Regions from separate parts of the Homo sapiens genome. Here region 2 is linked to region 1. Evidence: chromatin loops called from intact Hi-C (ENCODE). Cell type or tissue: prostate gland. All regions are shown on one strand. Links, peaks and the distances in the headings refer to the core of each region. The heading gives the core; the rest is flanking DNA. Region 1 overlaps PROM1 (prominin 1). Region 2 overlaps BST1 (bone marrow stromal cell antigen 1).

Region 1 (11,808 bases), core at 2,640-10,639:
ATCTGGCTCTGCTTTTTGTCATCGCCCCACAAACAACGAGCTCCAGGGAGCACCTGCCATGATTCCCTTGTGGGGCTAGGCCACCCCAGCAAGTCTCAGAACAAACAGAAGGCAGACCCTTTCTCAGTGAACTTATAATCTCATTAGAGATCAGAGCTTCACAAACGAGAAAGAATAGTACCATTACCTGTCTACCTGACTGCCATCCATCTCCCTTCCTTTTCCCCCTGCCCTGACACTATGAACTTATCTTAAAAAGAAAATTAACTAAGCAGATGCTCCTTTAACTCTAAAAGTTTTCTGAGGCCAGCCTCCATGGCTTATTTAATTTTGTGCCCTCACTGTCTGGAACAAACCTCCCCAGAATGGCTGCCTGTGGCTATTACTATAATTACTGAGATTGCTCTTAATTGAATGAAAAGCTTCAGTGGTGCTGCTTGGTCAAGAGGCACCAAGCAGAAGTAAATTCTTTGTTTTTTAGTGTCTTAAATGTTGGGAAGCATTACTACCCTTGAATGCCTCTTGCTGCCGGGAAAGGTTGTTCTCCCTTCCGGGAATGCCAGTAAGGCCTAATTGAGGATCCATTATCCTAAATGTCTCGCAGGACCATTATGAAATTGAGATTTGCATTCTGCAGGCATTTGATTTAGGATGCTCATAAAATTCTAAATACCCCATGCATCTGCCATGTAATCTGGTTCAGTAAAGAACACAGTGGCCCCAAATATTTCTGCAACCACAAAATATTTTAGAAAAAGGCCCAGGGAAAAGAATCCAGTATTTCTTTATCTGTAGTCTAATCATGATCTAGCCATATGCCTTCATTATTATAATAGGCACTTAGAACATCAGAGGCCTTAAAAGAACATAAAAATCTTAAGGGTGTTTTCATCAGTAGCCTTGGAGAAGCTCAGTGTGCTGTGCTTATGAACCCTGTGTGACACCCGTGGGAATCAAAGCAAAGGAAGGAGGCAATGATCCCATGACCACCAGGAACAATGCAAACCTAGAATCAAAATAAAAGTTTCTCCGCTGGTTGAATTGGAAGGCAAAGGGTGTGAAGGGATCTTTTCACTCAACATTATTGTCCTCTGAGGAATTGATAGAAGACTCTGATTTTAGAAGCCAAGAATAACTCATCGGCTCCAGCCTTAGTCCAGCAGCTTTTGTGTTAGGGTGGCGTCACCTGTGTCATGTATACTAACACTGTGCTTGCCTCTCCAGGTGGCTGGGTGGCCTGGTCATCTGCTCTCTGCTGACCCTCATCGTGATTTTTTACTACCTGGGCTTACTGTGTGGCGTGTGCGGCTATGACAGGCATGCCACCCCGACCACCCGAGGCTGTGTCTCCAACACCGGAGGCGTCTTCCTCATGGTGTGAGTGTCTGCTCCTCTCTGTCATGTGGGAGTGGGAATGCAGGAGAGAGACTGGGTGCTGACTCTGGTGTTACATGAACCCGGCGCCCTCTGGGCCACGTACGCGGGGTTCCAGCTCCCAGGTCGCGAGGAGGAGAGATCCTGCTGTGATGGGACCTTCCTTGATTTGGGTACTTCTGTCAAGCCTAAACATTAAAAACAAACAAACAACAACAACAACAACACTAAATTACTTGCATTTTGATAGACCAGCTTAAGCACACTATTTATATATGGCAGGCTCCTTTTAAAAGCAGCTAGACTTGCTTTCTTGATTTCTATTGTTCCTTCTTTTTGTCATTCATTCATTCATTCATTTATTCACTCACCAGAGGCTGAGCCAATCTCTTGTGGGACAGCAGTATTGGTCAGCAGTATTGCTAGCTTGAAATTCTAGAAACTTGATTTAGAACTAAGGCTGCCAAGGCAGAACCCTTAGGATTTAGACAGGTAGCCTAGATTAGGCGTGAGAACAGGTGTGAGGCAGCAGGGAGAGGTATGCCTGCGGCAGAAGACTGGAGCGACTGTCCCTGCTTCAAAGACATTGACCTCCAAGTTAGTGTCTTTGAAAAACCTGTGACTCTATGGATACGACAAAGCATAGCAGGCATGAGCCAGGTGCAACCGGGGCCAGAGCCAGAAATGTAAGCTAGGATGTGGTGTAATGGCTTTGAATGCTCTGCAGGGAGAGAGCTGTGTGGGTTCTAAGTCAATATTCTCTTTTTGATAAGATCATGAAGAATCAGCAGTAGGGAGTGAGATGGGGCTCTAGGTCAGTGGTTAAGGTTTGAAACAATTCCTTTGGGGAGTGAAGAACCAAAACCTGAGTCGTGTTCTCTCATTTATCCACTTAAGTCACTAGCACGGGGCTGTGAGTGAGCGGGCTGGAGAGCAGATGCTGTACATTAATTTGATTAATTTGTTTTTTAAAACTTTGGGTCTTCAAACCAAATTTTCACACACACACACACACACACACACACACACACACACACACACACACCAAACAAACAAAAAACTTTGGGTCACTGGAACAATAAATCAGGCTTCTTACAAGCTATGATTATAAATCCTTTCCCTACAATAATTAGGCTCCAGTATGGTATAGGCCTTTACAAACTAGAGTCGTAAAATCACCTTAGAGCTAATGACCTGAGGTCTACCAGGGCTGGACAAAGAACTCCACACAAACAGAAGCTTAGATGCTCACAGGCCAAAGCTTAAGAAATTATATTTGTCTGGGCACGATGGCTCACGCCTGTAATCCCAACACTTTGGGAGGCCGAGACAGGCAGATCACTTGAGGCCAGGAGTTCGAGACCAGCCTGACCAACATGGTGAAACCCCATGTCTACTAAAAATACAAAAATTAGCTGGGCATGATGGTGCACACCTGTAATCCCAGGTACTTGGGAGGCTGAGGCACGAGAATCACCTGAACCCAGGAGGCAAAGGTTACAGTGAGCCGAGATCGTGCCAACTGCACTCCAACCTGGGCGACAGAGTGAGACTCTGTCAAAAAAAAAAAAAAAAAAGAGAGAGCGAGAAATAAAGAAAAAAAGAAAGAGGAAGGAAGGAAGGAAGGAAGGAAGGGAGAGAGAGAGGGGGAGGGAGAGAGAGAGAGAGGGAGAGAGAGAGGAAGGAAGGAAGGAAGGAAGGAAGGAAGAAAAAGAAAGAAAGAAAGAAAGAAAGATTAGCTGCAAGTACCTGTGGACAGAGAAGAAAAAAAGGAGAAATCACATCTGCAAGGAAAAATGAATTTGTCTTCCCTTCTTGTTCAAATGTACACAGATACACAAAAATACATTAAACAGAAGATTATTAGGTTGCTGTAAAAGTAATTGCAGTTTTTGCCATTACTTTTAATGTTTAATTGATTTTAAGTTTAATGTTACAAATTTAACAACAATTTAACTTGGTTGTTTGTTAGTGTTTTGGTGGGGTGTGTATATATACCTATATTTCCATCTTTTTTAACTACTTGAAAGGTAGGGTAAATTGCTCTGAAAAATGGTGCACCCCTCATCGAAATTTTATTCACACTTTTTAAAGGGATACAACAAAAAATGTGATATCAAGCTTCAAAGAAAGAAAAAATAAAACAGAGAAATCATCAACAAATTGATGGAGGCTAAAAGCTACCTTAGTTTAGATATACTAATTCTATAGACATGGAGACCTGTGGCATGGAGGCCATAGGATTCATCTCAGCAGCAGGAAGAAGGCTGGTAACTGTCAGATGTTGTTTGATTCATTTCAAGGAGTCTGCAGACTTAGGGTGGCTATGATTTCTTTATTGTTGAATGCAACCAGTCAGCATGGCACGCTTTGCTGTGCTTGGCAGAATTCTCTGCTTCTTGAGGTATCTGGTAAACAACTGGATAATTGCAAAAGGAGGAGATGATACAAGCGTCATCAGTCTAATCAGACTAATTAGAAGAATGCAGTTTCTTTTTTTAAAACTGTTTACTTGCTTGTAGAAACCAGAAAGAGTATGTGTAGTTTTGTTGCAACCAAAACACCACCTGCTCTTTAAAAATGGTGACACCATCCAATCAAGAGCATGGTCTCTTTCAAAACCAAGCAGGAATTCTTACCTCCCAAAAGGATACCAGTGAAAGATCTGGAAGGAGGAAAGTCAGAGAGCCCTGGCTCTGCTCTGATCTTTTATCTTCAGATGGTCCCAGAAGCATTTTATTTTAATTTTATTTTTGTGGAGACAGTCTTGCTTTGTTGCCCAGATTGGTCTTGAATTCCTGGTCTCAAGAGATCCTCCGACCTCAGCCTCCCAATGTGTTGGGATTACAGGTGTGAGCCGCTACCCCTGGCCCCAGGAGCATTTTAGCAGCTGAATAGGATGCAGTGGTGAATGTATTATCTGTTGCAGGGGGGCGTAGGAGGCCTCTCCAGAGATAAGGAGATCTAACAGAGGCACAAGCATCTCGTGATTTGAAGCCCATCATAAAACTTCCCATTTTAGGTATTGACAACAATGCCAAGAGCAGCCACAGGTATCACAAACTGGGCACATTCCTATGGCTGGTGGCAGTTTCTGAGGTTATGGAAAGCAGTTTGTCAGGCTATATAGCAAGGGCTGTAAAAAGACCATGATGCTCTTTGCCGAATAATTTCCATTTTGGGGAATCTAGGTGAAGGAAGTAAGCCAAACTGTGAAGAAATCATCATGAAGAGGGAGGTGTTTTGCAGTATTAGTTATGATAGTGAAGCACTGGAAACAGCCTACATGTCCAGCTGTAGAAGAGTGGCCAAGTGAGTTATGACACATCCATGCGTGGAAGATCACATGGCCCCTGAAATGATAACTAGGTGACAGTCCTAATTTGTTGACAAAAGTTTCTAAGATAATGCATTTGAAAGGGGGTCAGAAAATGATGCATGTATTATCCTAACTGTGCAAATCAGGGGTTAGTCAGCAAGCTTTTCCCAAGAAGGGCCAAGTAATAAATATTTTAGGTTCTGCTGGCCATACACAGTCTTTGTCGCATATTCTTGTTCTTTTTCACCTTCTTTTGCTCTTTCATCTTACTCTTATTCTCCCCCTCCTCTTCCTCCTTTTCAATATTTTCAGTACACATTAGCCATTATCTCACTAACCTTAGAAAAACAGACCTTGGGCAGTGGTTCCCCTACCCCTGATCTAGGAATGTGCATATTTAGAAAATAAAGGCTGGAGATAGTGACTGTATGCGATTTAGAGTAAGAGTCATGGTGCCCTTTTTAGACAGCTGTCTTGGTTTATATGAGTTGTTTAACTCCAACACACAGACACACATGCTCAGACAGGGATCCTGGCATGGCCCTCACTCACTTCTTCTTTGTGCTCTCCCAGACTCAGAAGCCTTGTAGGTCAGAGAAAGTCAGGCTGACCTAGGCCTTTCCAATGAACATTACTTGCTATTTATTTTAGTGAAGATACACAAATATTGTAATTATGGCTTTGGCATCTGCAGGCAAAGGGGAGAATCGTGCCCTTAGGAGGGGATGCTGTGGTGATTGCGAGCATCAGCCCACACCCTTCTGAGGCTCCTTCCTAGTGTGCACCAGTGATGGTATTTGATTTGGCAGCTGCACCTAGATCGATTTAAGAGTTTGTTCTCTATGTCTACATCTAGACAGCTAAGCACTGCTAGAGAAAAGCTACGCACCGGGTACATTGGGTATCCCTACAAACTTAGGATCTCCTGTCTCAAATGGACTTGCCATAGTCTGACAAATCTTTTCTTTTATTTCTTTTGTTTTCTTCCTTCTCTTTCTGTTTTTTTTCTTTTTCGACACCCCCCACACTTTCCTGCAACAGTCTTTTCACTCTGATACGTCCATTTTCCTCTACTTCACCCCTCTCTCAGCAGATGGCTTTACCTCCTTCTTCTCAGAGAAAATAGAAGCCATCATGCAACTTCCCATCATCAAACTTCCAAACACACCTGCTCTCAAACACATCCATCCCTTCTCTGCAGTGCCAGAAGCAGAGGGATTCCTGCCTGCTCAGGTTGATCCCGCCAGCTATATTCTCAATCCCATTCCTTTCCCTGATCCTGATAAAATGGATCATCCCCTTTCTTTTCCATGTCTTTATTCTCTTCCTGTCTCCTTGACTTTCACTCAATACTTAACCAGGCTCTGTTCTCTCCCTTCTTCAGAAATAAAAGCAGAAACTCTTTACCCACACTGCCTCTTCCCTATAGCTCTCCTTCCCCCACACAGGCTCTCAGAGGAGTGATCTGCGCTTGCTGCCTGTGCCCTCCTCTCCTGCTGACTCTCCGGTCCACTCCGATGTGGTTTCCTCCCCCATGACTGCACTTGTTTCAAGTTGGCAGTGACCTCTCTGTGCAATGCAGACAGCACATTGGTTGGTGACAGCCGACCATTCCTTCCTCCTGCAAACACTCCTTTTGTCCCCTAGGTGGCATCACACCCACATAGTTACCTTCCTACTTCTCTGCCTCATCATCTTGGTCTGGTTTGCTGGCCCCTCCTTCCACCACCCATCTTTGTAAATGTTGAAGTCTTCCAGACCCAGCCCTAGGCTGTTTCTCTCTCCAAGCCAGCCCTGGGGATAAATGACCATGGCTAAGCTGCTGGCTCCCTAAGGTACATCCGAAACCCAGATATCTGAGCTCCAAACATACTGACTCCTACACAGTCTTTCCATTCAGTGTCTCTGGCAACAAGACCAACATCCAGCCCATCTTCTCTTTCCTTCCAGAGCATCAGCGCTCCCTGGCACTGCCCTTGGAGCCCTTCCTTGCCTCTACCTCTCGTGTTCAGCGCTTTCCGAGTCCTGCTGCCTCCTATATTATGCCTCCTGTGTCTCCTATATTACATCTCCATCATCCACCAACTCTCCACCAATCCTGCCCCCTTAGGCCACCCTCATGGGCCATGATAACAGCCTCTGCAATGATGTCCCATCCACGTTGGCACCTGTCCAGTCTATCCTTTACACTGTGCCAAGAGTGCTTGCGTTCAGAGAGAAGTCGGGTTGTGCTCCTCGTGTGCTTTCAGCCCCTTATTGGCTACCCCTCGTGGGTCCCCAGGCCCCTATACAGTACATCCCCGCCTTCCCTGGAGCTGTCCCTCCCCAGGTCCCCAGGCCCCTATCCAGTGATCCCCCGCCTGCTCTGGAGCTGCCCCTCCCCAGGTCCCCAGGCCCCCATCCAGTGTACCCTTGCCTGTCCTGGAGCTGCCCCTCTCCAGGTCCCCAAGCCCTGTGTCACTCCTAGGTGGATGATCTGTTTCACCTGAATAACACTGAAGACCCCAGGGCTATTTTATAGAGTATAGGTAGATTTAGTAAGTATCAGTAGGTAATATTGAATCATTCTTTGTTGAATTACTAACTTTATATTTTTTTCCAGTGGAGTTGGATTAAGTTTCCTCTTTTGCTGGATATTGATGATCATTGTGGTTCTTACCTTTGTCTTTGGTGCAAATGTGGAAAAACTGATCTGTGAACCTTACACGAGCAAGGAATTATTCCGGGTAAATATGATTTTCTACCCATTATGAAAGGACTTGAACAGAAACTTGGATTTCTTCATATATTGTGCATTACTTTAAGAGCAGTGCAAACTTATAAGCAGTTTGGTTTAAATTCAGTAAATTTCTTGAAATTATTAAATTCAATAAATTTTCAAATATTCAATAAATTCAGTAGATCCTTTCTATTTGTAAGAGAAAAAAAAATATGGGAGCGTCCTTATTTTCTGATCATAAGCGAAATCAGGGTCAGGAGTTAAAGTCCTGCCGCTCAATGTGGATTGCAGTATTTGGGGAGAAAAGAATTTTCCTCAGCAGTAGTTTCCAAATGTGGCTGGGAACATCAGAAGATCAGTTCCCAGGTTCCTCCCACACACCCTGGGAGATTCCCAGGTGACAGAGGTGTCCACACAGATGAGCCCTATATTTGAAGGGAAAGAGACTGATAAGCGGATGACTCGTGGCAGAGGGCTGACCTGGCACACGTCTAGTAGTGCCACCAGGAAATGAATTCAAGCTTCGCTTTCTCCCTCTCAGTCCAACTCCCACCGACTCCGGGGGACCAGTTGGCAGTTTTGCTTTCTTCATTAATGAGGAAATTTTGTTGTAAGTGTCTGGCTTCTAATTGTGGCTTTTCTGTGTTTTTTTTTTCTCCAGATTCTGATTTTTAAAATATATTTCTATTTCACTCTTTCATTGTATATACATTTTTCCGCCTAAGATCTGTTATGAAATCAGGAGAATACTGTTGTCACAGTATTTTAGTTATTTCACTGGTCGAGGGAGATTAAGTTGAGATCACCAGCAGGTCAAATGATCTCCATTTGGCCTTTTGATAAAAGAAAGACATCAAGCCAGGCATCATTATCTCCTGTAGAGTGTCGAATCATTCAAAGATAATTTTTCTTAAGTACGGGATATTTCAAAACCATTTCTACTTCTCAAGCGCGTACAGTCATGCATTGATTTGCCCATCTTAAATATGTATGATGCAGAGGCAGAGAGTGTGTGAATTTTTTTTTTTTTTTAAGACGGAGTCTCACTCTGTCACCCAGGCTGGAGTGCAGTGGTGCCATCTAGGCTCACTGCCAGCTCCGCCTCCCGGTTTCATGCCATTCTCCTGCCTCAGCCTCCCGAGTAGCTGGAACTACAGGTGCCCGCCACCACGCGCGGCTAATTTTTTGTATTTTTAGTAGAGACGGGGTTTCACCACGTTAGCCAGGATGGTCTCGATCTCCTGACCTCGTGATCTGCCCACCTTGGCCTCCCAAAGTGCTGGGATTACAGGCGTGAGCCACAGCGCCCGGCCAAGTGTGTGAATTTTAATACATTTTGTCCAGAGAGAGAAATAGCGCAGCACTGGGTCCACCACTTAATGGCTGTATATTAGCTATTCTGATCAAATGGTCTACTCTGCTTCTATTTATAATGTGTTTGTTTTATTAAGATAAAGGTTAAAGATTAAAGAGTTCTCGGCGTGGTGGCTCACGCCTGTAATCCCAGCACTTTGGGATGCTGAGGTGGGTGGATCACCTGAGGTCAGGAATTCAAGATCAGCCTGGCCAACATGGTGAAATGCTGTTTCTACTAGAAATGCCATTTCTACTAAAACTACAAAACTAGCCAGGCAGTGGTGGTGCCTGTAGTCCTAACTACTCGGGAGGCTGAGACTGGAGAATCATTTTAACCCGGAAGGGGGAGGTTGCAGTGAGCTGAGATCGCGCCACTGCGCTCCAGCCTGGGCAACAGAGCAAGACTCTGTCTCAAAAAAAAAAAGTTCTCAAAAAAAGTAATTTTAATAATTTTGATTGATGCTACCCATCAATAAATATAATAAATTGATTTATTCCAATTATACTATTATTTTCTAGTTATAAGTTGGAAATCAACCAGAAAAATAATGTTATGAAAAATTTCCAAAATACATTCAACAGAATATTAATTTTATTATATTAGTATGTATGTTAGTGTAAAACTGATTTTTCGAAAATACTTCCTAATGTGTTCTAGGTTTTGGATACACCCTACTTACTAAATGAAGACTGGGAATACTATCTCTCTGGGAAGCTATTTAATAAATCAAAAATGAAGCTCACTTTTGAACAAGTTTACAGGTATCAATATTTGCATTATACATTTCGCTATTTAAGATGTTCTTTTTCTGGAATGAGAATTTTGCATTTGAAGTGTTTTTAAATCTTAATTATATGACTTTCATGTTTCAGAGATAAGCTGTCCTGTATTATTTTAAAGACACAGTAGAAATTAGATCAAAAATATATTCCTTCTACTGAAAGCCTTTGAGACCTTGGAATGGTGATGTTTCAAGGTCTCGCTCTCCAATAATCTCTGGAACTCACTAGTTAAGGTGACCCTACGATGCACTAATGGGACCCCATGAGAGATCTTGTTCAAGAACCACATTGCTCTAAGTAAAAGCCATCCAACAAGAATAGTGAACAGGTGATTCAGTGATTTGGATCACTGATAGGGGGAAGGCAATGCAGTTGGAGAGCTGTCTGCTGTCAGGACTCCTGGGCTCTGACCCCGGCCCCCTCCTGGAGGCTCTGTGCCCTGGGCAATTCCACATCTTCTCTGTTCCACGGGGGTCATGATCATAGGAATCTGACCCTGGGGTTGTTTTAGGGTTAAGTAAGATACATGAGATTCGAATGGTGCCTGACACATCATTTGGACTTGATAAACAATACCTGTTCTTAATATTGTTCATCTAGGCTGGCCATAGTGGCTCATGCCTATAATCCCAGCACTTTGGGAGGCTGAGGCAGGTGGATCACCTGAGGTCAGGAGTTCGAGACCAGACTGACCAATATGGTGAAATCCCATCTCTACTAAAAATGAAATACAAAAATGAGCCAGTCATGGTGGCATGTGCCTGTAGACTCAGCTACTCAGGAGGCTGAGACAAGAGAATTGCTTGAACCAGGGAGGCGCAGGTTGCAGTGAGCCAAGATCGTGCCACTGCACTCCAGCCGGGCAAAAGAGTGAGACTTTCTCTCAGGAAAAAAGAAAACAAAAAAACTATGTATATATATATATAACAACTCCTGACCTCAGGTGATGTATACTACCAGCCATCAGACTAGGAGCCCATTTCACCACTGGGCAAAAGCAGACACTACACAGTGAGCTAAGAGAAATGCATTTCATATATATATATATATATATGTTTGCATTTCATATATATATATATATGAATGAACGAATATATATTTCATATATATATATGAACGAAATGCATTTCATATATATATATATGTTTCATTGAAATGCATTTCTTTTAGCTCACTGTGTAGTGTCTGCTTTTGCTCAGTGGTGAAATGGGCTCCTAGTCTGATGGTTGGTAGTCTTAGGTGTCTGATCTTAGGTGTGAACCCATGGGCAGCTCTCTGCTATGAGCCACAGGGAAGGGAGTCACTTTAAGAGTATTTGAAATCAGTTCACAGGATGCTTTTTAAACACTGGTGACACTTATTTCTCCCACTGTGAGACCGAAGGGCCGGAGGATGTGTGTGTTAACATGGTGTGTTCATAGTGAATGAAACTAAAAATAACAGGGCGATAGTGACTCACATTGAGAGCAGAACACTTCATAAGTCAGAGACACAGAAGCCCTTCCATGCCCTACACGTGAACCACCATTCTTAGTGTTCTTATTATTCTCTCAGAGTTCCTTTATGCAATTTTAAGCAAGTATTAACCCTATGCCTAGCGTTATTATATAGCTTAGTAGTATTCGCCATCATTTGATATTCAAGAGACTTCTTAAGCATTTTGTGAATTTGTTATACTTTTAGGTATTGCAAGGTTCTTTTTGTACTTTTTAAAAATATTTTGAAATATGCACACATTTAATTAATCAATGGTCATTAGTTCCTGTAGCCAAACCACAGAAGTTATTTTAAAACAAATGTAGCTGTGTCATTACTAAGTATTTATTTATTTATTTATTTATTTATTTATTTTCTGAGATGGAGTCTCGCTCTATCACCCGGGCTGGAGTGTAATGGCACCATCTCAGCTCACTGCAACCTCTGCCTCCTGGGTTCAAGCGATTCTCCTGCCTCAGCCTCCTGAGTAGCTGGGATTACAGGTGTCTGTCACCACGCCTGGCTAATTTTTGTATTTTTAGTAGAGATGGGGTTTCACCATGTTGGTCAGGCTGGTCTCGAACTCTTGACCTCAGGTGATCCACCCACCTTGGCCTCCCAAAGTGTTGGGATTACAGGCGTGAGCCCCAAGCCCGGCCATTACTGTTTATTTCTATTACCTAATAAATATTATGCTAAGTGGTAATAGTGGTAATTTAACAAAATGCTAAGAGCTAGCACCTGCATGGTGCTTTCTGTATGCCAAGACTGATGGAAACAC
Region 2 (11,808 bases), core at 1,180-9,179, 270 kb after region 1:
ACACCTTCTGTAAGAAGCTAATACCGCTTTTACAATACACACCAGTGTCTACACCAAATGAACATTCTACCATGCCAGGTTTTCATGGATTTCATTCCTCTGCAGTCTCACTTCCCAAAGTCTCTTTCCTTAACCCTTCTGAGCGTGGCCTGGTTCCCGCTCCTGCCTGCTCCCTGTGGCAGTGTCCGACTGAAACCAGCCCAGCTGTCCCAGAGAAGTGATGTCTACTGTTTTTTGGATAAACATGAAAATTGACCCTCTCATCTAAGATTGAAACTTACATTTGTCTTATCTGAATTCCTTCTTCAGGAAACTGACCCTTAGGCAACCAGTTAGTATCAAGGAACCGAAACTCACCAGACCACCACATCCACACAATTAGATGCCAGACCCTTCATCCATCATGACTCCTGTTTAGCAGCTTCTCTTCCTTACCCCTCCCCCATTCCTGTTTTCTCACATATAGTTACATTTCCTTCCTGCTATGTAAACCCCTAAGTTTAGTCGACTGGTGGAGGAGACAATTTTGAGAATGATTTCCCGTATATATATTATATTTTAATATATTAAATTTGTATCATACTTTAGACATTTTCATCATATAATTAAGTTTTATATTTTATCTCTTACACATTTTCCTATGTGATTAAATGTTCTTTGAAAACATTTCTTTTTGGTTTACATAAAATAAAATTTACTCTTTTTCATGTACAGGGCCATGAGTGTTGACGAACACTTGGATTCATGCAATCACCACCACAATCAAGACACAGAGCAGCTCCATCGCTCCCAAAATTTTTCTCAGTGTCACTTTGCAGTCAGCGCCTCCTTCTAGTCCTGATCATTCTCAACCCCCACAATCACTGGTCTGCTCTCCGCTACTATAGTTCTGCCTTCTCGAGGATGTCATATAAATAGAATCATACAGTTGGTGGCCTTTTGGTGCGGCAGCTCTCACATTTGGGTTTCATCCATATTGCTGCATATATCAAGGTAGTTACCTTTATTGCTGAGTAGTATTCCATGGTGTAGATTTACCAGTTAGTTTATTCCTTCACCATCTGAAGGACATGTGAATTGGTAAACATGGCTTTTACTTGTTGAATGATACTCCATTCTACAAATATTCTAAAACCCATGTAAATAGTTCTGATATGGTTTGGCTCTGTATCCCCACCTAAATTTCATATTGAATTGTGATCCCCAGTGTTGAAGGTGGGGTCTGGTGGGAGGTGATTGGATCACGGAGGTGGTTTCGGATGGTTTAGCACCATCACCTAGTGCTGTCTCATGACAGAGTTCTCACGAGATCTGGTGGTTTGAAAGCATGTAGCACCTCCCCCTTCACTCCCTTCCTCCTTCTCTGGCCATGTAAGACATGACTGCTTCCCTTTTGCCTTCCATGATGATCGTAAGTTTCCTGAGGCCTCCCCAGCCATGCTTCCTGTAAGCCTGTGGAACAGAGAGGTGAAGCCAGCTGGACTTCCTAGGTCGAGAGGGGACTTGGAGAGCTTTTCTGTCTAGCTAAAGGATTGTAAATGCACCGATCAGCACTCTGTGTCTAGCTAAAGGATTGTAAATGCACCAGTCAGCACTCTGTAAAAACACACCAGTCAGCACTCTGTGTCCAGCTAAAGGATTGTAAACGCACCAATCAGCACTCTGTGTCTAGCTAAAGGATTGTAAATGCACCAGTCAGCACTCTGTAAAAACACACCAGTCAGCACTCTGTGTCCGGCTAAAGGATAGTAAACACACCAATCAGCACTCTGTGTCTAGCTAAAGGATTGTAAATGCATCAATCAGCACTCTGTAAAATGGACCAATCAGCGCTCTGTAAAATGGACCAATCAGCAGGATGTGGGTGGGACCAAATAAGGGAATAAAAGCTGGCCACCGAGCCAGCAGTGGCAACCAGCTTGGGTCCCCTTCCACATTGTGGAAGCTTTGTTTTTTCGCTCTTCACAATAAATCTTGCTGCTGCTCACTCTTTGGGTCCGCACTACCTTTAATAGCTGTAACACTTGCCGCGAAGGTCCGCAGCTTCATTCTTGAAGTCAGCGAGACCACGAACCCACCAGAAGGAAGAAACTCCAGACACATCTGAAGGAACAAACTCTGAACACACCATCTTTAAGAGCTGTAACACTCACTGCAAAAGTCCATGGCTTCATTCTTGAAGTCAGCAAGACCAAAAACCCAGAGGTTGTCACAATTTTGTCACAATTCTGGACACAGAACTGTGAGTCAATTAAACCTCTTTTTTATTTTTATTTTTGTAAATTACCCAGTCTCGGGCAGTTCTTTATAGCAATGCAAGAACAAACTAATACAAGTTCCAAACAGTTTCAGTAAATATGTAAATATTACTGGATATTTTGGGTTTTTCCCTCATTATAAGTAACTATTATGGCTGGATGTGGTGGCTCACGCCTGTAATCCTAGCACTTTGGGAGGCTGAGGTGGGTGGATCACCTGAGGTCAGGAATTCGAGACTAGCCTGGCCAACATGGTGAAACCCCATCTCTACTAAAAATACAAAAATTAGCTGGACATGGTGGCAGGCACCTGCAATCCCAGCTACTTGGGAGGCTGAGGCAGGAGAATCGCTTGAATCCTGGAAGCAGAGGTTGCAGTGAGCTGAGATCTCCCCACCTCACTCCAGCCTGGGCAAAGGAGCGAAACTCTGTCTCTCAAAACAAAAAGGAACCATTAACTGAACATCTTTATACCAAATAAATGAAAAATGAAAACTTTGCAGACCATATATGCATACATTTATATAGTATACATATGTCTTAAGCAATCAACAAGCATGCAGTGTCCGTGCTGCTGGAGATATAGGAAAATATAGATGATGTAAAATACAGCTTTATTAGAATTCTCTTAAAATGTTTGATAATATACAAGCAGTCTGACTCCCAATGCTTTGTGTCATTATACAAATAAGAAAATAACTTGCTTTAATTCTAATGCAGCATTTTTTAACCTGCTAAATAGAACTAACTTCTTGTTTCTGAAATCCTGAACATATGCCTCATTGAAATACCATTTTCAGGACATCGTTTTCCCAGCAAAAAGCTTCTTTAGATAACAGAATCATTTGGTATACACAGAACACGAATGATGACTGCAAGGGGAGGCTGCAGGGCTGGAGGAGGGTTAGAGCAACACAGTTTCCAGTTACAGTTGAGTCCTGGAAGCCAGCACCAGAAAGAGGGGAATGATAAGACCCGCCCTTTGTTCTGTATAAAGACTTGGGGCTTTTCTTTGAGTAGCGGCTGCTGCCCTGCAAATTAACAAGGAAATAGAGAAAGTGTCAGTATTGGTGTATGGAATCTACGCTCAAAAATATATGTGCAGTATTAGTCTCTTTTCTGGTTAGCGCGGAGCGAGAAGCCATGAGCAGCAAAGTCTCCCGTGACACCCCGTAGGAGGCGGTGCGCGAAGTCCTGCACCGAAACCAGCGCAAGCACCCCAAGTTTCTGGAGATGGTGGAGTTGCAGATCAGCTTCAAGAACTATGACTCCCCAGAAGGACAAGCGCTTCTCGGGCACCGTCAGGCTTAAGTCCACTCCCTGCCCCAAGTTCTCCATGTGTGTCCTGGGTAACCAGCAGCACCGTGACAAGGCCAAGCCTGTGGATTTCCACCACATGGAAAACGAGGTACTGAAAAAACTCAACAAGAATAAGAAACTGGTCAAGAAACTGGCCAAGAGTATGATGCATTTTTGGCCTCAGAGTCTCTGATCAAGCAGATCCCACGAATCCTCGGCCCAGTCCTAAATAAGGCAGGAAATTGCCCCTCCCTGCTCACACACAAGGAAAACATGGTGGCCAAAGTGGATGAGATGAAGTCCGTAATCAATTTCCACATGAAGAAGGTGTTATGTCTGGCTGTGGCTGTTGGCCACGTGAAAAGGACAGACAATGAGCTTGTGTGTAACAGTCACCTGCCTGTCAACTTCTTGGTGACATTGCTCAAGAAAAACTGGCAGAAAAACTGGCAGAATGTCCGGGCCTTATATATCGAGAGCACCATAGGCAAGCCCCAGTGCCTATATTAAGGCACATTTGAATAAATTCTACTGCTACCAGTATAAAAAAAAAAAAAGCAAATTGTGCACACTGTGGAGAAATGTACATAGTATATAGGAAGTTATAAAGTGGAAAGTAAAAGTCTCTTAGTCTCCCCATTTGCACTTTCCATAGAAAACCAACTTTGATAGTTTGAGTTCTCTTTCCAGGAATGCAATGAACACATGCATGCTGAACCTGCTCAATATAACTAATTCCTATTTCTGCAATCCTGAGCACACACGTCATTGAAATACCATCTCAAGACATTCTTTCCTGAGCAAAAAGCTTCTCTAGACAACAGGACCTGCTGCTGCCCTGCAAATTATCCTTAGATGTCTTTAGATATCCTTTTATCTAAGCACAAATGGAATCTGCAACGTGCGTTCTTCACCTAACATCATATTTTGAACATGCTTCCATATTGGTACACAGGGAGTTAACTCATTCTTCCTTGTGGATGAATTCTTATTGTACGGATGGAACACAGTGTTAGCCAGGTTTCCTACTGATGGCTATTACATGATCAGAGTTTAAGTGGTGAAGAAAAACCTGTCCTGACATGAAGACATCAACAGAGGGCCTGCCCAAAATATGGACCCTATTCATAGTAAACAGTATCTGGCCACTGGGTTTGTAAAAACAGAAATTACTGAATTCTTTTAAACCAACTAAAAGATGAATTTTAAAATTATGAAACCATCTAATGTTGGCTTGGAAATATATCCCATGGCTCTGGACTAGTGGCCCTGTCCTTAAAAGTTCCTGACTCCATTTGAATGCTGGTCCTCTCTTTTTTGCTAAAGAAATCTGACCCACAGGTTTGTATTAGTGCTCCACCTACCGGACATTTTCTACAATTGCACCTGTGATGCAGTTAATGTCCCAGACTCGATTCACTCAAAATTTAAAATTACTTTTGCTTTCAAATAATTAACTAATTAACATAAGGTTACATTTTTCTTTACTTTTTTAAAAAATAAAATAACACATAATTAGATACACTAATAATGACAGCCTCCCTTCATCTTTTTCCAGTTTCTATTCCTTTGCCTAGAAGGAACCCACAGTTAGGTGCTTGGAGTTTACTTTCTCAGACCTATTTCTATCACTTACATCCATTATCATGCACAAATAGAAACATGCTGTTTTGCTTTCTTCTGGTTTACATGTCTCGGTTCATGTTCTGTGCATTGGTTTCTCACTTTGTAGCTTAAAAACCTTTTCTTGTCAATGTGAGACTATACTTGAGGGGGTAACTGCACTATTTGCAGTTACTTTGATTTTTAAAATTGATTCTTGTTATTACATTTATATACTCAAAAGCCTAATTTTCCCATGCCCTTTTATTTAATTTATAAATCACATTGTTCTATTTAAAAACCTGGTGAACTCTGACAATAACTCTTAAGGATTTGTCACACTTACTTAATTCCTGTGATGTTTTAAACTCAAGTTATTTCAGGTTAAGTTATTATTATTATTATTATTCTTTGAGACAGGGTCTCATTCTGTCACCCAGGCTGGAGTGCAGTGGCATGACTACAGCTCGTTGAAGCATTGACCTTCCCGGGTTTAGAGAATCCTCCTGCCTCAGACTCCTGAGTAGCTGGGACCATAGGTGCACACCAACATACCCAGCCAATTTTTTGTTTGTTTGCTTGTAGAGGCGGGGTCTCGCCATGTTGCCTAGGCTGGTCTTGAATGCCTGGGTTCAAGTGATCCTCCCGCACTGAACTCCCAAAGTGCTACGGTTACAGGCATGAGCCACTGGGCAAGGCTTCAGGTTATTTTCAACTTAAATATTAAAATATTACATCTTTTTTAAAAAATATTTTAAATGACTTTAAATTAGCAAAACTTTCTCAATTACTTGATTGTAGTAAACCTAATAAATGTATAAAATTTAATCTTAATTCTTTTACAAATTCCAATACTGGTTCAAAACTTAGTAAAATTCTCTTATAACTTCCTACTAAAAATCCCAAGCCTAAAATCAGTTACTTGGCTGAGCATGGTGGTTCACACCTATAATCCCAGCACTTTGGGAGGCCAAGGCAGAAGGATCACCTGAAGTCAGGAGTTTGAGACCAGCCTGGCCAACATGGTAAAACTTCATCTCCACTAAAAATACAAAAATCAGCCAGGCGTGGTAGCTCACACCTGTGGGCCCAGCTACTTGGCAGGCTGAGGCAGGAGAATCACTTGAGCCCAGGAGGTGGAGGCTGCAGTGATGAGCCAAGATCAAGCCACTGAACTCTAGCCTGGGTGACAGAGCAAGACTCCATCAAAAAAAAAAAAAAAAAAAGGAAGGAAGGAAGGGAAAAGAAAATTTTCCAGTAGTGCTGGCTTGCTCCTGTAGTCTCAGCCACTTGAAAGGATGAGGCAGGAGGATCACTTGAACCCAGGAGGTTGAGGTTACAATATGCCATGATCACACCACTGCACTCCATGCCTGGGTGACAGAGCGATAACCTGTCTCCAAAAAAAAAAAAAAAAAAAGAAAAAGAATTAGTTACTTAATAGTAACCCATATACTGGCATCACAGGTTTAATCCAACAGCTGTTCTTATATGCTACATTCTCTAAAATATTGCCAATAATTAAATACCAAAACATACAGATTGTCCCTAAATTTACCACAAAACTATTAATAAAATGGGTGGATTTACATCAACAGTTGTTTATTTCATTTGAAACCTTTGCAGATTAAAAGCCCTTTACCCCACTATTCCTAAACAAGTAGAGATGAGTAGTCCTGTCTCTGTGGCCTGGGGCATTTAGGATAGAGCCTTCCAGCTAAGTTAAAAGATCTGATGTTTGCCTTTGGCCCTTAGTGCCACACTGAGTCCTCATTCCAGTACTATATGTCTGTTTTCTCATATCATCACCAATCCTGCAGATTAAAAGTCTACTGAATTTTTGGCCAATATTATAACCTATAAGCGCTAAGGTTGGTTTTTTCCCCTTGGATTATTCATGGGGTCTTCTGCTTGCTGTATGATTATCCTACCATTGTCTTTAAGGGCTATATTCTACTCCCTCCAGTAAGTGTACCCTTTGATGTAACTGTTTACTTGTCAGTGGATATTTGAGTCCAGTTCCCAGTATTTCAGTATTATAAAGAATGCTCTGGAGAACATATTTGAGCATATAGGCTGTATGTGCATTTCAAATCACTTGTTTGGAATAGGGCACCAAAAGTACCCTAAAGTGTGACCTAGGTCAAAGACTGTGATATTTTTCTAATTCTTGACACATATTGTCAAATTGTTTTCCCAAAGCACTTTATCAATTTACAGTGACATCAAGCATTGAATAACATCTCTAAAACATTTTTCTGCTATGTTTTAATGTATGCCAAGAAAGTTTAGGTGAAAATGACACCTTGTTGAATTTGTTTTCCATTATTATTAGAGTGATTAAATAATTTTGTATATTTGCTATTTGTGGTTTCTCTTTTGTAAATTATCTATGACTATTCACAGCTAGAATGTTTAAAAAATAGATTAGAAAAATTCCTGCCAGGGTGATGAAAGTTGGTGAAAAACTTGGCAGAGTGAAAGAGAGTTTTATCCTTGACATTCAAAGGAATCAGCCAGAATTGTCAAAAATGTCTACCAACAGTCACTGAAAGAATGCCCACACACAGGGAAGAACAGGTCAGGAACTGCAAACCCCTTACTTACCTGCTGTGGTGTGAGACCCAGAGACATTTTAAGGCAGTGTGGTGTGGTAGGAAGAATGAGAACTTTACACACAGACAAATCTCCGTTTTGCTTCGGCCTCTGAGTAACATTAAATGATCACTTAATCCTTCTGAACCTCAGCATCATTGATGACAATCAAACTGTCTTCCTTCTAGGAATGTGGTTGGAGTAAAATGAGATGATGACTCCAGAGTGCCAGCTGGAAGCCTGACACTGCAAAGTGCTCAGAAATACTGAGGAAAACTCGGGAGGCTGAAGCAGGGGAATTGCTTGAACCCGGGAGGCGGAGGGTGCAGTGAGCCGAGATCACGCCACTGCACTCCAGCCTGGGCAACAGAGCGAGACTCCATCTCAAAAAAAAAAAAAAAAAAATACCGAGGAAAAGTGAGAAGAGCTACCCTCGTTCTCCTTATTCTTCCTGCAGCAGGGGAGCTAACCCAAGGCACTGGTGCTAGGATGGCACCATTTGCCCATTTCAGGAATGGTGGTGTAGGGTGCAGTGGGTTTTACAACAAGGAATTTTACATGGTCTGTTTCTGTATAGGTTGACAGTCTGATTAATGAGACAAAGAGTAAAACCATACAAACCTAAGTAATTCTAACACCACAGACACTTCCCTATCCAAGACTTATGAGGTTCCAGGCTCCTTAGAAAGTCTATACCACTAATCTTTGCAACAACTTTATTCCCCCTTTTCCACATAAGTGAGCCACACAAGGATTCTTTTTCTTGCAATCAAAATGTAGACCTTATGCATATGCAGCCTCTGGGCACTTCTCTGAAGGTGTTGTAGAGCATTTGTCATTCCTTCTGGCTGCCCAGCACCTTTGAACATCGTTCTTCTTAAATCTATGCCTTTCCAGGGTAGAATCCAACCATTCATTCGTTCATTCATCTATTCATCCATTCATTCATTCCTAAGTGTCTACCGAGTTGCAAGTTCTGTTTTAGGTCCTTAGAATACCATCATCAGTGAAAAAAACAGGTCAAAGTCCCTGACCTCCTGGAGCTCATGTTCTGACAGGTGGGAGGCGCTAAAGAATGAATTTGCCAGCATGGGCAATATAGTGAGACCTCATCTCTACAAAAAAAAAAAAAAAAAAACTTTAAAAGTTAGCTGGCGTAGTGGTAAGTGCCTGTATCCCCAGCTGTTTGGGAGGCTGAGGTGGGAGGATCACGTGAGCCCAGGAGGTCAAACCTGCAGTGAGCCGTGATTGTGCCACTGCACTACAGCCTGGGTGACAGAGAGAGGAGAGAGACCTCGTCTCAAAAAAAAAAAAAAAAAAAAAAAAAGACCGCACTTCACAAGTAGGTCAGTCAGAAGATAAACACTATAAAAAAGAAAAAAAATGCAGTCACATGAGGGTTTTGAAGAGCCACAGTTGTGAGATGGAGGCTATGATTTTAAATATTGAGATCAGGGATCAGGGTAACCTCATGGAGGCTTTGTAGATAAGAAAACTGACAATTTCAGATCATCTGACTAACTCAGTAAGAACAGAGTGCTTACTACTGCCAAAACGGTGTTTCCACAGGCTGATGAGCAGGAAAGCATATGATATCTTATGGGAAGTGGATCAAAACTAGCCTTGAAATAAACATTCCAGATGAGAAGCTGTGGGTGACGTGTCTGGAAAGAGTATGATGAACCTGGAAGATGGGACTAGAAGTCTGAACTTGGTAGTAGGTAACTTTGAAGGTTTTTGAGCAGCAGCGACATGAGGGTGGACTTCATTTTCAGGTGAGGAAAGGAAAGACCCAGGTTCACAGGCTATCCTTTACCTCCTGTGAAAGGACTCAGAAACGATGCATGCCAAATTCACAGGGAACGAATAGCATTAAAGAATGAGGAGAGGACTTAAATCCATCACCGAACCCTGGGATGTTGGCTCCTAGAATACATGCTGGAGATGATGGGTCTGTTGTCCTAATTTCCAGCCCAAAGAGCAAGACATCTGCCAGAGTGAATTTTGACAGTTCTCAGACTCCTTCAGATCCTGGTTCTGCCTGCACTAGCTGGGTGGTCTTGGGTGAGTCCTTCATAAACTTCTCTGAGCCAGAGTTTCTTTGCTTCTGAAGGGAGAATATGAACCTACCCACATTGGATCAAATAAAATCTGGCTTCTGTCTAAATGACAGTGGCTTAGAGAAGACAGATGTTTATTTCTCTCTCAGTAACTCTTCAGGGCTGGTAGAGTGATGCCATGGTACAGAGGCACCCGGCTTCCTTTTGCTGTGTTACTCTGCCACGCCCAGTTGAAGACGCTCACCTCCACATCTTGTGGGCCCATATACCAGCCAGCATAAAAGGAGAAAGGGAATGTAAGTCCCTTCCTTTCAAGTGCTAAACCCAGAAATTGCACATGTCACTTGGCCACAGTGGGTAGAGAGGCTAGGATCATTATTCTTGATAGCCATGAACCATCTAAAATTCAAGGGTTCTATTACTAAATGAAAAAGAGAATAAGAACTATATGGGGATGACAAGCCAGCTCACCAGTGCATGTGCTCTCTTTCTCTCTCTCTCTCTCTCTCTTATTTTATTTTATTTTTTGAGATGGAGTTTCACACTTGTTGACTGGGCTGGAGTGCACTGGTGCAATCTCGGCTCACTGCAACCTCTGCCTACTGGGTTCAAGTGATTCTCCTGCCTCAGCCTCCCAAGTAGCTGGGGTTACAGGCACGCACCACCACTCCTGGCTAATGTTTTGTATTTAGTAGAGATGGGGTTTCACCATGTTGGTCAGGCAGGTCTTGAACTCCTGACCTCAGGTGATCCACCCGCCTCAGCCTCCCAAAGTGCTGGGATTACAGGCATGAGCCACCACACCCAGCCTGACTCTCTTTAATGTACTGGTTATTCAGATAAACATACTATTTTATGTAGTGCACACAGCAAATGCCTAGCATATAGTTACTGTGCACTCTGATTAGTTCTCTTCCCTTGTAGATGGAAGAACGGATCCTACAGGCATAGATGGTGCACCTACTATGTGCAACTGTAATGAAAAATACTAAGAGAAACACAAAGAGGAAGGCAGAGTGAGGCAGGCAGATGGTACAGAATGAACGATAGCAGGGCTAGGAAGAGTAAAGCACTGTCATCAGGTTGTGTACAAAGTCCTTGGAAGCAAAGAGAAGGGAGTTCCTCAATCAACGTGGAGAATGAGGAAAGCCTCACAGAGCAAAGAACACTTGAGTTGGATTGTCAGGATAAGTATGATGTTAGTAAATAGATTTCGGAAAAGAATTCAAGTGGAGGGATCAGAAATCTTCCTGCCCACACAAACTGAAATGACAATAATGCACTATGTTTTACCCCTAAGATGGGCTAAAATGATAGGCTATAGGTACAGGCACAGATACAGATATGGATATAGAAAATACATAGCGTGGAGGAGTGGAGAATGGGCACTCCTAGCATATACTGGTGGTGGAAGTGTATGCTGGCACAGCCTTTTTGAAACATATCAAAATTTCTCAGAACATATCAAAATTTAAAATACACACACATTCTTTGACTCAGCAACTCAATTTCTGGGAATCTATCCTACACAAATACTTGCACAACAGCTTAAAGTATATAATCAAGGATTATATTTCAGCATTGTTTATAATAGCAAAACAACTACTATAACAACATACAACCAAGCCAGCCCATGACTCAGAAAGGATTACATAAAAGGTGGTGTGGGCCAGGCGTGGTGGCTTACGCCTGTAATCCCAGCACTTTAGGAGGCCAAGGAAGGCGGATCACAAGGCCAGGAGATCGAGACCATCCTGGCTAACACGGTGAAACCCCGTCTCTACAAAAAAATACAAAAAAATTAGCTGGGCGTGGTGGCAGGCCCCTGTAGTCCCAGCTACTCGGGAGGCTGAGGCAGGAGAATGGTGTGAACTCGGAAGGCGGAGCTTGCAGTGAGCCGAGATTGCGCCACTGCACTCCAGCCTGGGCGATAGAGCGAGACTCTGCCCCCCGCCTCCCAAAAAAAAAGGTAGTGTGACCATCCTACAGATTGC

What was found. Hi-C counts contacts between places; a loop is a spot of excess contacts. Peaks named below come from ENCODE experiments on the same cell type or tissue, not always from the same donor. Only the 100,000 strongest peaks of a DNase experiment are listed, where the experiment ranks them.
Region 2: it touches region 1 in a loop (2.3-fold over the local background); 48 of 110 quality-filtered maps call a loop at or near these places.

Annotation. Positions count from the first base shown.
Region 1 is chr4:15,996,107-16,007,914 of GRCh38, reverse strand. It overlaps PROM1 (prominin 1), which reads left to right. Exons shown (of 28, transcript NM_006017.3): 13 at 1,225-1,377; 14 at 7,296-7,419; 15 at 9,427-9,530. Among named protein-coding and RNA genes, the nearest start is that of FGFBP2, 39 kb to the right of the region's middle. In prostate gland, for the core only: a CTCF peak has its summit at 6,328 (motif pointing right); a DNase peak (open chromatin) is centred at 6,354.
Region 2 is chr4:15,723,221-15,735,028 of GRCh38, reverse strand. BST1 (bone marrow stromal cell antigen 1) reads right to left here. Exons shown (of 9, transcript NM_004334.3): 9 at 2,242-3,289. The coding sequence ends at 3,184. It also overlaps the pseudogene RPL10AP7. Among named protein-coding and RNA genes, the nearest start is that of BST1, 26 kb to the right of the region's middle. In prostate gland, for the core only: a CTCF peak has its summit at 4,931 (motif pointing left); a DNase peak (open chromatin) is centred at 4,898.